Regions from separate parts of the Homo sapiens genome. Here region 1 is linked to region 2. A link is a contact called in ENCODE Hi-C or POLR2A ChIA-PET data. All regions are on one chromosome and are shown on one strand. The core of a region is the stretch at or near the end of the contact, and the rest is flanking DNA. Distances in the headings are between cores, read along the strand shown.

Evidence for each region. Hi-C counts contacts between places; a loop is a spot of excess contacts on that map. ChIA-PET counts read pairs that join two places held with the same protein, here RNA polymerase II (POLR2A). Pooled maps may share reads with other maps.
Region 1: a loop to region 2 is called in a pooled map, with 2.4 times the contacts of the local background. The contact joins two enhancer-like sites. A Hi-C loop is called at or near these places in 6 of 168 maps with a recorded cell type or tissue (Caco-2, PC-3, breast epithelium and 3 more), 6 of 37 single-sample maps with no recorded cell type and 10 of 50 pooled maps. POLR2A ChIA-PET finds 5 or more read pairs at or near these places in 2 of 52 experiments (OCI-LY7 and activated CD4-positive, alpha-beta memory T cell).

The regions. Positions count from the first base shown.
Region 1 is chr17:48,491,133-48,496,211 of GRCh38, forward strand. No RefSeq gene overlaps it. Among named protein-coding and RNA genes, the nearest start is that of HOXB1, 37 kb to the right of the region's middle. Within about 2 kb of position 1,564, at least 6 of the 41 ENCODE cell types and tissues checked have a DNase peak (open chromatin) inside an H3K27ac peak, as active enhancers do.
Region 2 is chr17:48,438,447-48,443,878 of GRCh38, forward strand. It overlaps a transcript of SKAP1 not described here. Among named protein-coding and RNA genes, the nearest start is that of SKAP1, 11 kb to the left of the region's middle. Within about 2 kb of position 2,970, at least 7 of the 41 ENCODE cell types and tissues checked have a DNase peak (open chromatin) inside an H3K27ac peak, as active enhancers do.

The DNA of each region.
Region 1 (5,079 bases), core at 314-2,813, 51 kb after region 2:
CCCAAGGACAAAGACTAAGTTAGAGAAGGTGCCCCAGTGGATGATGGCTTCATTCAGAACCACTCTGGGGCATCCAAGTCGGATTGCTTCTGAAGCATCTGCCTCTGCTTTTGTCACAGGATAAACCCCAATTTTGGACCTCCAAATTTGGGAAATTGGGGTTCATGTGGGTTCTTGACTTCATGCAGGAAGGAATTCAAGAGTGAACCAATACAGTGAAGTGAAAGAAAGTTCATTAAAAAAGTAAAAGAATAGTCCAGGTGCGGTGGCTCACGCCCGTAATCCAAACACTTTGGGAGGCTGAGGCAGGTGGATCACCTGAAGTCAGGAGTTCTAGACCAGCCTGGTCAACATGGTGAAGCCCCATCTCTACTAAAAGTACAAAAATTAGCTGAGTGTGGTGGTGGGTGTCTGTAATCACAGCTACTCAGGAGGCTGAGGCAGGAGAATTGCTTGAACTCAGGAGGCAGAGGTTGCAGTGAGCCGAGATCATGCCACTGCACTCCAGCCTGGGCAACACAGCAAGACTCTGTCTCAAGAAAAAAAAAAAGTAAAAGAATAAAAGGGTGGCTACTCCATAAGCAGAGCAGCCCCAAGTGCTGCTGGTTGGCTATTTTTACGGTTGTTTATTGGTCATATGAATTTTCCAGGAAAGAGGTGGGGGAATTCCCAGAAGTGAGGGTTCCTTCCTCTTTCAGACAATATAGAGTAATTTCCAGACATTGTCATGGTGTTTGTAAACTGTCATGGCACTAGTAGAGTGTTTTTTAGCATGTTAATATATTATAATTAATGTATAATGAGCAGTGAGGATGATTGGAGCTCATTTTCGTCACCATCTTGGTTTTGGTAGGTTTTGGCCAGCTTTTTTACATCTCATTTTATCAGATGGATCTTTGTGACCTGTACCTTGCAAAACAAGTCCTACCCAACTCCTGTCTCACTTTGAAGTCTAGGTTAGAAGAATCTCTAAAGACAGGAGGCCTCCCATATGTCAAAGAGGAAGGGAGGTTCCAAGTTCAGGGCCAGGAACAGAAATAGAGAAAGGAAGGACTATCAGGCAGGAGGAACCTTTCCCCTCTCCTTGGGAGGACACAAAATCACCAGGGAACAAAAAGAATGTCCTTTCTCTACCCTAAGTGATTCCTAACCACCATCCCCCAGCCCCCCAATCCCACCCCCAGCCCCCCACCCACCCCCACCCCCGCGCTGCTTTTCCTGATCTGGCAAAGAGAGAGTTCCCTTGCCCTTGCAGTAGACCCTTGGGCCAGGCCAGACCAGCTGACCACACACCAAGGAATCCCAGGACTGGGAAAGAGTGGGAGCATCCAGGTCAAGGGTCCTCTCCAGCCCCAGCCCCCACCGCAGCTGAAGGAATGCCGCAGGTGCAGTTTCCCAGCAGGATGGAGATGGTGCCTCTGTTCTTGACCGAAATTGTTTTCAGGACTGTACCTGCGTGAGATAGTGAGAGGGAGAGGGGCGAAGGGACGAAGGCGCGCCCGGAGAGGCGCGCGGGAATGCGGGAGCCGCGGGCGCAGAGGCCGCCGCTAGGGTGCAGCTGTGGGCTGACGTGGGAGCCAGGCCTGGGGTGGAGCCGCGCCGGAGCCGGGCCGGCAGCGCTGGCGAGGAGGTTCGGGTGTTGTGTTTCCACTGTAACTATAATTAGGCGGATTCAGTGTTTATTTAGGCTGAGAGCTGTAAGATAAATGACAGCTTCGAAGATGCTTTTCAGCACTTCGTAAATCACCCATCCGCCCGGGCAGTTTGCTGCTGCCACGTCTCGGTTCTCCCTCCGCGCGCTCCCTGTCCCCCCACTCACCTCGGAAGAGGGCACACCCGGGGACGACTCCGGAGCTGTCACCACAAAGGGCAGGAGGGCAAAGGGGAAATGGTGTCTGTGCTTCCCAGAGCCCTCAGCGCCCCGGAAGGGTACGGGGCAGCCTCCAGGAAAGCTGTCAGGAGACGCTTCCTCCCGAGGTGGTCCCGGCGGCCAAGTGGGGCTCGGTTGACGGGCAGGCTTGCCCTCCTCTGGGAGAATATGGTCTCTAATCGGCTCTAATTCAAGATCTCTTCCCTGTGCCCTGATGACACATCTGGAGATTTACAGGAGACGTTTGAGAAATATTTATAGTATGGGGACCGTTCTTTACCCTCCTGTGACTGTCTGCGCCTCTCTTGGGGGCTCAGGGTGGAAGGGCCCATGCCCTTTCCCATGGGAGAGTGCATTCTTGGAGAGGGTTGTGGACAGCAGGCCTGTCTCCCAGTGGGAGTTTGGAGCTCTCATGTCATTAGAAAGGGCAAAGACCTGGATGGCAACCCACCCTGCCTAGCCAGGCCTGGGCCTGATCAGTTCCCTTCGCAGGAAAAGGGAGCTCGGTGTGGGGAGGCCAGCGTTGGGCTCATCAGGCTTTGACTAGAAGCATCTAAACAGACCCAATGCAGAGGTGATTAACCCAACAGGGACCTGAATATGGTCCCTGGACCAGCGCCTTCCCTCACAGAAGTTTTGAATCAGAGTGGGTACTGCAGGGGCTCATGTCACACGTCAGGGCCAGCGCCATGGACCCTTCTCCCAGTATGGAAACTGGGAGAAGGAAATTAGTCTTGTGTAAAAGGAAACTGGATTTGGGGAAATTAGTCTTGTGAAAAATAACAAGTTAGCCTCTTTAGTAGAGATGGGGTTTCACCATGTTGGCCAGGCTGGTCTTGAACTCCTGACCTTGTGATCCACACGCCTCGGCCTCCCAAAGTGCTGGGATTACAGGTGTGAGCCACCCGCACCCGATTAGCTGGGCATGATGGCACGCGCCTGTAATCCCAGCTACCCGGGAGGCTGAGGCAGGCGAATCACTCGAACCCGGGAGGCGGAGGTTGCAGTGAGCCGAGATCACGCCATTGCACTCCAGCCTGGGCCACAGGGCGAGGCTCCATCTCAAAACAAAACAAAACGAAACAAAAAACAAACAACAACAACAAAAAACAAGTTAGCCTTCAGCAGCCAATAAGCCCTATAATTTTCTTATGAGGCCCATGATGCCAGGTTAGGTCATTCATGGTTTGGGAAGGTCCAGCCAAGCCACCAAGGAGACTGATTCCTGGCTTCAGACATCAAAGTACTGCTGAACTGGGGAGGGGCACCACACCACCACTGCTCTTTTCCCCATGCACAGACCTCCCCAAGGGATCTGCATTACCCCAGAGAGCAGAGCCATCTTCCCGCATCGAATGTGTGCGTATTGATACGTAAGGCACCATGGCCCCTGGGTTCTACGGCTACGATCCTCACTGCCCATGCCATGCCTCTAGGCCAAAATGCACCCAGCAAAGGAGTACATAGGCCAAATTCTGGCTTCAGAGATTGGAAGATTATCTATTGACATTTGTATTTGGTAGGGCATGAACGAGGTTGTTCTTTCTCCCACAAGGAAACCAAGCCGAGAGAACAGATGTAGTGGATCAAGTCCCCAATTCAGAGGCTCTGAGTCATTCTGTTAGTGTTGGATAACCCTGGGAGCTGTGTCAGGGTTTCATTCAGCTCTTCATTTATTCAGCACATATGACACACCTTCTCTGTGCTAGGTGTTGAAAATAAAATGATTAAAGACACGATTTCTTCAGCTTCTACTCTCATGTAAGAGATGGGAATAAAACAAATAATTACAAACGGGCTATAGTGGAGATGTATACAAAATAGGATGGAGTCTGGTACCTACTTAGCAAGGGTGATTCCTCTATCAGCAAGTGAGCCCAGTTCTCCATAGTGGGGCATTGCTGAAGTCTGAGTAACGCTGTTAAAAACAAACAAACAAAGAAACAAACAAAAATTATAGAGCCATGGTTAAGAGCATGGACTCTACAGTGAGACATATTTGAGTTTGAATTCCAACCCTGCCACTTACTGATTTCGGGATCTTGGGCAAGTTGTTTGACTTCCTTGTACCTCTTCTACAAAATGGGAATAATAACTGTTGCTGTTGTTATTATTATGTTTACTTCATAGGGTTGTAGTGAAGATTAAATGAGAGGGCTAGGCATGGTGGCTCATGCTTGTAATACCAGCACTTTGGGAGGCTGAGGCAGGTGGATCATCTGAGGTTAGGAGTTCGAGACCAGCCTGGCCAACTTGGTGAAACCCTGTCTCTACTAAAAATACAAAAATTAGCTGGGCATGGTGGCAGATGCCTGTGATCCCAGCTACTCAGGAGGCTGAGGCAGGAGAATGGCATGAACCCAGGAGGTGGAGGTTGCAGTGAGCCGAGATGGTGCCATTGTGCTCCAGCCTGGGTGATAAGAGCGAAACTCCATCTCAAAATAAAAAGATTAAATGAGAGAATGTGTATAAACTCTTTCCTGCTACACCATAAGTATCCCATACTCTAAATGTTAGGAATAGAAATAAATGAAGGAAGGAAGGAAGGAAAAAGAGAGAGAGAAAGAGAAAGGAATGCCTCTGTGTATAGGAACTAGGAAAAAATGCTCAAGTCCCCTGAATAAGAGAGAAGTAACTCTTACACAGCCACTGCCATCTTCTCCCTGGTTTCTAAGCCTTTATTGTGAATTGGGAGGCCTTGATTCTAATCCCAGCTCTTCCATTAGCTGGTAATACACCCTTGCTCAGTCTCTGGGCTCCCATTCCTCATTTGTAAAAAGAAAGGGGCAAACTCCCTTCTATAGTATTTTCACTTTTAACATTTGATGGCTCTGTTCAAGAATGCACACAAACTTTTGGAGGTGTGGATATGTTTATGGCATTGACTGTGGTGAAGGCTTCACAAATATACAACTAATCAAGTTGTACACATTAAATATGTTCAGCTTTTTGTGTGTCAATTATACCTTAATAAAGTGTCTTTTAAATGCACAGAAAAATATGAACAGTTAGGTATATTAATAATTTTACAAATCAACTAACAAAATGCATTGCTGCAGCAGTTTCTAAGCAATATTCTATCACTGATAAATGCCCTATGTGGTGCTCAAAATGATGACATATCAGCTGTCCTCAGTCCTGTCAAATATCTTTGTGACACTATTAACAGCCCAGCAACCACACTGAGGCTGTAGCAATGTCAAGGTTGA
Region 2 (5,432 bases), core at 1,720-4,219:
AAGATATAGGTATCATTGGTTGCCAAGGATGAGAGTTTTCCTCTTTATCAAGCTAATCTGCCTTTAAAGAGATGAATAGAGTGTGGCCTTGGCTTCCTTGGCACCAGGCTCTAACAAATCAAGGTTATCAGATTCTCCCCACCCACCTCCAGAGATTTCCTCCCTGCCCTATCTATTCTAGAATACTTCTAGTGTTCTCCAAACCACATGGGGGAAACACTGATCTGGAAGGCGTGAGATATTAACACCTCTTTTCACTTATTGCAGCAAAAACAAAGTTTTCACTATAAATAAAGACCCTGCAAAGAACCAATCAGAAAGAAGATCATATCCTAGGAGTCTGTAGTCCCTTTAGTCTGGAGAGCTGCCAGCAGGGCTAAGCTCTACAGAAGGGCTGGGGTTGTGGCAGACGGACACGACTTGGGGAGTGTGTGGGAGGGTTGATGGCCTAGAGATGAGGCTAGTGAGAAAGAAAAAGGGAAAAGAGAGTGAATGAGAAGTTGAATGAAAAGATAAATAAGTGGAGAAATAGAAAACATCATAAAGAAGTCTTCATAGTTTGAAGGATTAGAAACTAAATCAAACAGATCCACTTCATTTCCTGAATTGTAATTTCAGGCTATACCATGTTCTACCTCCAAGGACAATTGAGTAGCTTCAGGGAATGGCTGTAAATTCCTAAAGAAAAGTGCCTTGTGGATCAAGCTGTTCCTATCTGCTGCTGTACTTTTTAGCATCTGCACTTTCAACACAATGACACTTCTTATTGAGTAATATGTGATATTTTGCATCATGAGACTATTGATGCAGAATTTCCTTTTTCAGAGCTCAATATTCCAATCAAAGCCTGTTGCATCACATCACTGAGGCCATCCACTTAATGACAAATTGTAAGATGCATATTGCAGAATATTCATGTTCATTTTATGCTCACAGTGCTTGAAATCTCCTCTAAACAGCCTCTGCTCTCAGCCTATTAAGGTGCCCGTGTTATCTACACTTCATTCAATGGTGTGGAAATAATTGTCTTGAGACGAAAGAAAAAATTGATGGTCACAAGCCAAGTCAGCACTTGTGTTCTTTTCTTACTCTGTTGAATCTGGTGTTATTTACCTCTTCCAACACCTGGGACTCCTGATAAGTCACTCCCATGATAGCTTTTTCCAGGACAGTGCTATGGGGTCTTTAGAATAAGTAGGGATCCTTCATAAGCTATATTGTTATCAGCACAATTCATGCAGCTACCAGATGTGCAAAATAGAAACCACCAAGGGCATTCAGGCAAAGGGGGCTTCCCCAGCTCCATATGGCCACTATGACATGTGCTCATGAGTTGGAGGAGGAATCAGAGAAAAAATGAGATGCACTAAACATGAGGGCCTGTGTTCTTGCGAGAAAATGCTTATATTCTGACAATGTTGGGGCCCTTTTTTACTGCCCTTCATCTGCTATCCCAGCACCTGCACCCTATAGCCTGACTCCCTACAAACCTGGCTCTACTAAAAAGACCTTCCTGTTAGAGACAGGTGGGCCCTTTTCTTCATCTCTTCCCCTTCCTCTTATCTCTGGGACGAAGCACCAGGACGCGGGCTGGTGGAGGAGAGCAATTGCCCCTGGCAGCTGATAGTTCAGCAATGCGGCCTGCGACTTTGCCTTTAAATATCAACCACATGCACAGAAAACACCCTGGCAGCCTGAGAGGTTTCCATGGTGACAGAATGCAGGCCATGACCTCTGTAAATGTAATCAGAGCACTGGGATTGGTGTGCAAGACAGGTTTAATTTCTCCTGCAATGGAAGCTCTGTGGTCCTGGCCCTACATAGGCTTCATACGTTGACAGACAACCTGTTTATCTCCACCAGGGCAGCTCTACATATGGCAGTTCCCTCTGCCCCAGAGCTGCTTCCTCTACTGTCTGAGCAGGCTGCAGGATGTAGAAGGTCACTGAGGACTGGGACAACAGTCATATCAATATCTGGCATCCTTGCGCAGTGTCCTTGGGAGGTGAGACTGTCCCTTATACAAAGAGCAGCTGTGGCGTAAGGGTCTGACCAAGGACTCAGAAGATTGGCCAAGGTTTTCATCCCTGCTGTGCCACCAACCTTGTGACCTAGGGCAAGTCATTTAACCTCCAACTTTCAACATCTTCACTCCAAGGAGAAAATGCCTGGGAAAGGGAAGGCCAAGGGCTTCCAAAGTCCGCAATTTAAGATGGTACCCAATAATGGTTAATGTGAGGATCCTCCCACCCTCAGTGGACTCATACCCCAAGAAATGAATGCTAGTCACTGGTGTCAGTGCTGCCAGTGGTGAGGGGAAGGCTCACTGTGGGAGAGGCTCAGCAGGACTTCCCCACCTCTATCCTGAATTGGAACAAAACCAGGATGCATTTTTTCTAAGCCAGCCCAGAGTAGTAGACTAGAGTTTTGCACTAAACTGACAGGAAACAGACAGAGGCTCAGAGGGAAATGTAGCTGCATCAAAGGAGGACCCCACAGCCTCTTTCCTTAAACTCCATGCAACCTCAGCAAAGAGTTTCTTTGGTCACTTGGATGCTAGCACCCCGATTCCATTTCTAATTCACATGAGATGCTGGCCGACTTCAGTTGCCAGTTATCCTGCTTCTCTGATTCTTTCACTTTTCCAGTATAGTGTTCTAAAAAACAAAAACAAAAACCAAACAAACAAACAAAAAAAGATTTGGACTAAGATGAGATTCATAGGGTTGCATGAAACATTTTTCTTCCCAGAGGGAGCTGGTCCATAAGATTCCCCTTGCAGAATGAGATTCAACAAGGAATCTCAGAATTTCAGAGCTGGAAGGAACTTTAGAAACCCTTTTACCTACAGAGAGAAACCTGAGGGACTAGCCTGGATGTCCCTGGGTTACAGCAAATTAATGGCAGAACCACAAGAGCATCAGGGCCTCACTCTGCTTGGCTGAGTATTAATTTACCTCATGGGTGCTTTTGAACCTCAAACTAAAATAGAGGGGAAGTGGGGGGAGGATTCAAAAGTGGTTGATGAACATTAGAATCAGGAAATGGTGATTTGGTTGAATCTACAGATAATAGCTTTACCACTTCCTGTGTCAGCTGATGCCAAAAGAGAGAAGATTCTAAAGAAGAAAATAGTTACGTGACAGAACTGTGGGCTTCCACACAACTGTCTCCACCCAGGCCATACTCTTTCTCTAAGGCCATTGAGGAGAGTATAAACCTGATTGCTCAGGGGTTTCATTGGCTGGTGTCCAACACAAAATCACAAGATCAAAGAACAGTGGAGTTTATAGGAACCCCAAGAGAACATCTGGTCTGACATTATGTCTTCTGGTTGCTGAGTAACTAAACCATCTAGGACAGGTAATTTAATTGTCTTTCCTTTTTATTAAAGGACTCAGTTTCCCAACTATAAATGAGGAAATAAGGTTCCTTCTAGGTCTAACATGCCAGAACTCCATGATCTCGAAAGGTGGAGATTTCCCAACCTTTTCCAGGATCCCTTTACAGCATTTAACGCATATCTTGTAAGTAGCAGGCTTCCCTGGCCTCAAGCTTAACATCATCAGTGTGGCAAGCACCAAGGGTTTGTCCAGCTCCCAGGGATTACCATGGACTCCAGGAACATGCACTGAAGTTCCTTTTAGTGTTTTAAGGAGGAGGAGGAGGCAACCATTTATGTAATTCTCATGTCGGTCCAAGTTGTTAATACTCCAGTAGTTGGTAGGCCCAACCTGAGTGCGTTGTGGCCATGGGGTGTGGTGGGGTGTGAGGTGGTGTCAATTACATAACAGCTCCTACAGAAACTGTGTGGAATAGGGGAGAAAAGAAATTCTTAGACAACACAGTTGGTTATTTCTGGAAGAAATGGGTAGGTTTGCTGCACAGAAAAAGCAATCTATCCATCATACCCCTTGTTCTTCAGACCTGCCTATGTATGCCTGAATCATTATAGAAAAGTTTCCAATTCTGAGCCCTTGAAAATCAGGGATATGATTATGCTCACTCCACTCACTGAAGCCTTAGTTCCATCCTGCCTGGGACTCTGCTATACTTGGTGTTACATTTTTGGATGTGAAATGTGCAGGGTGGACTCAGACTCCACAACCACTTGTCCCCTTCTTGGCCAAGTCACCTTCTCCTTCCAACTTCTCTAGGTAAGTAAATGGCACCATGGATAATCCAGTTGCCCAATCTGGAACCCTGGGGGGTCATCTTTCTTCCCTCTTTCTTCCTCTGCCAAGTCTAGCTGGAAAATATGTTTCAAACAATCTGTTTCTCTCTAGTCTGTTGCCACCATCCTGGTCCAAGCCACCATCATCTTCTACCTTGCAACCCTCTGGTTTTACGCCCCACCAACCCATTTTCCACCCTAAAACCAGTGATGTCATTTTTAAAAATCTGCCCATGCCTCTTTCCTAATTAAAATTTTAGTAGCTTCCCAATATTTCACTTCCTCACAATGGCTAACAAGCGTCTACCATCGCCACCACCATAACCTCCTGCTTATCTTTCTAGCCTTGCTGCCTGCATGGACCCTTTACTCTCCATCATCTTCAGTAACAGACTTCCTGCAGTTTTTCAATGAGTCATACCCACTCCCACTTCCGTTTGCTCACATGTGCTGTTCCTTCTGTCTACAACACTCTTCCCCTTCCCCTTCACCCAGCTAACTCCTACTCATGCTTCAAGTCTCAACTTCATTTTGTCTGGTTAACCAACCTTGGCTCCCCAGACTGGGTTATATTTCCCTCTCCTACATTCCTGTAGCATTTAGCACCTGCTATTCAAAACTCACATCCCATCTGTAATTATTAAAATTATTAAAAGTAATGGCAAAAACAGCAATTACTTTTGCACCAACCTAATACTTGTCTACCTGCCACCTGTCTTCTCCTCCTGAGGGTTCAGATCTTACCTATCTTATTTCCTAATGTATTCCCAGCAACTGCTATGCTTGGTGTATAGTAGGTCCTCAATAAAGGATTACTGAGTGAGTGCTACAAGGTAAGTCTGTTTGTTTGTTTGTTTGTTTGTTTGTTTGTTTGAGACAGAGTCTTGCTCTGTCACCCAGGCTGGAGTGCAATGGTGCGATCTCGGCTCACTGTAACCTCTGCCTCCTGGGTTCAAGCAATTCTCCTGCCTCAGACTTCCGAATAGCTGAGATTACAGGTGCGTGCCACCACACCTGGCTAATTTTTGTATTTTTAGTAGAGACAGGGTTTCTCCATGTTGGCCAGGCTTGTCTCGAACTCCTGACCTCAAGTGATCCACTCACCTTGGCCTCCCAAAATGTTGGGATTACAGGCGTGAGCCACCATGCCTGGCCTGTTGGGTTTTTTAAAAATAATTTTATTTTGAAATAATTTCAAACTTACAGAAAAGTTATCATAGTATCTAGAACTCAAGTATACCATTCACTTGGAATCATC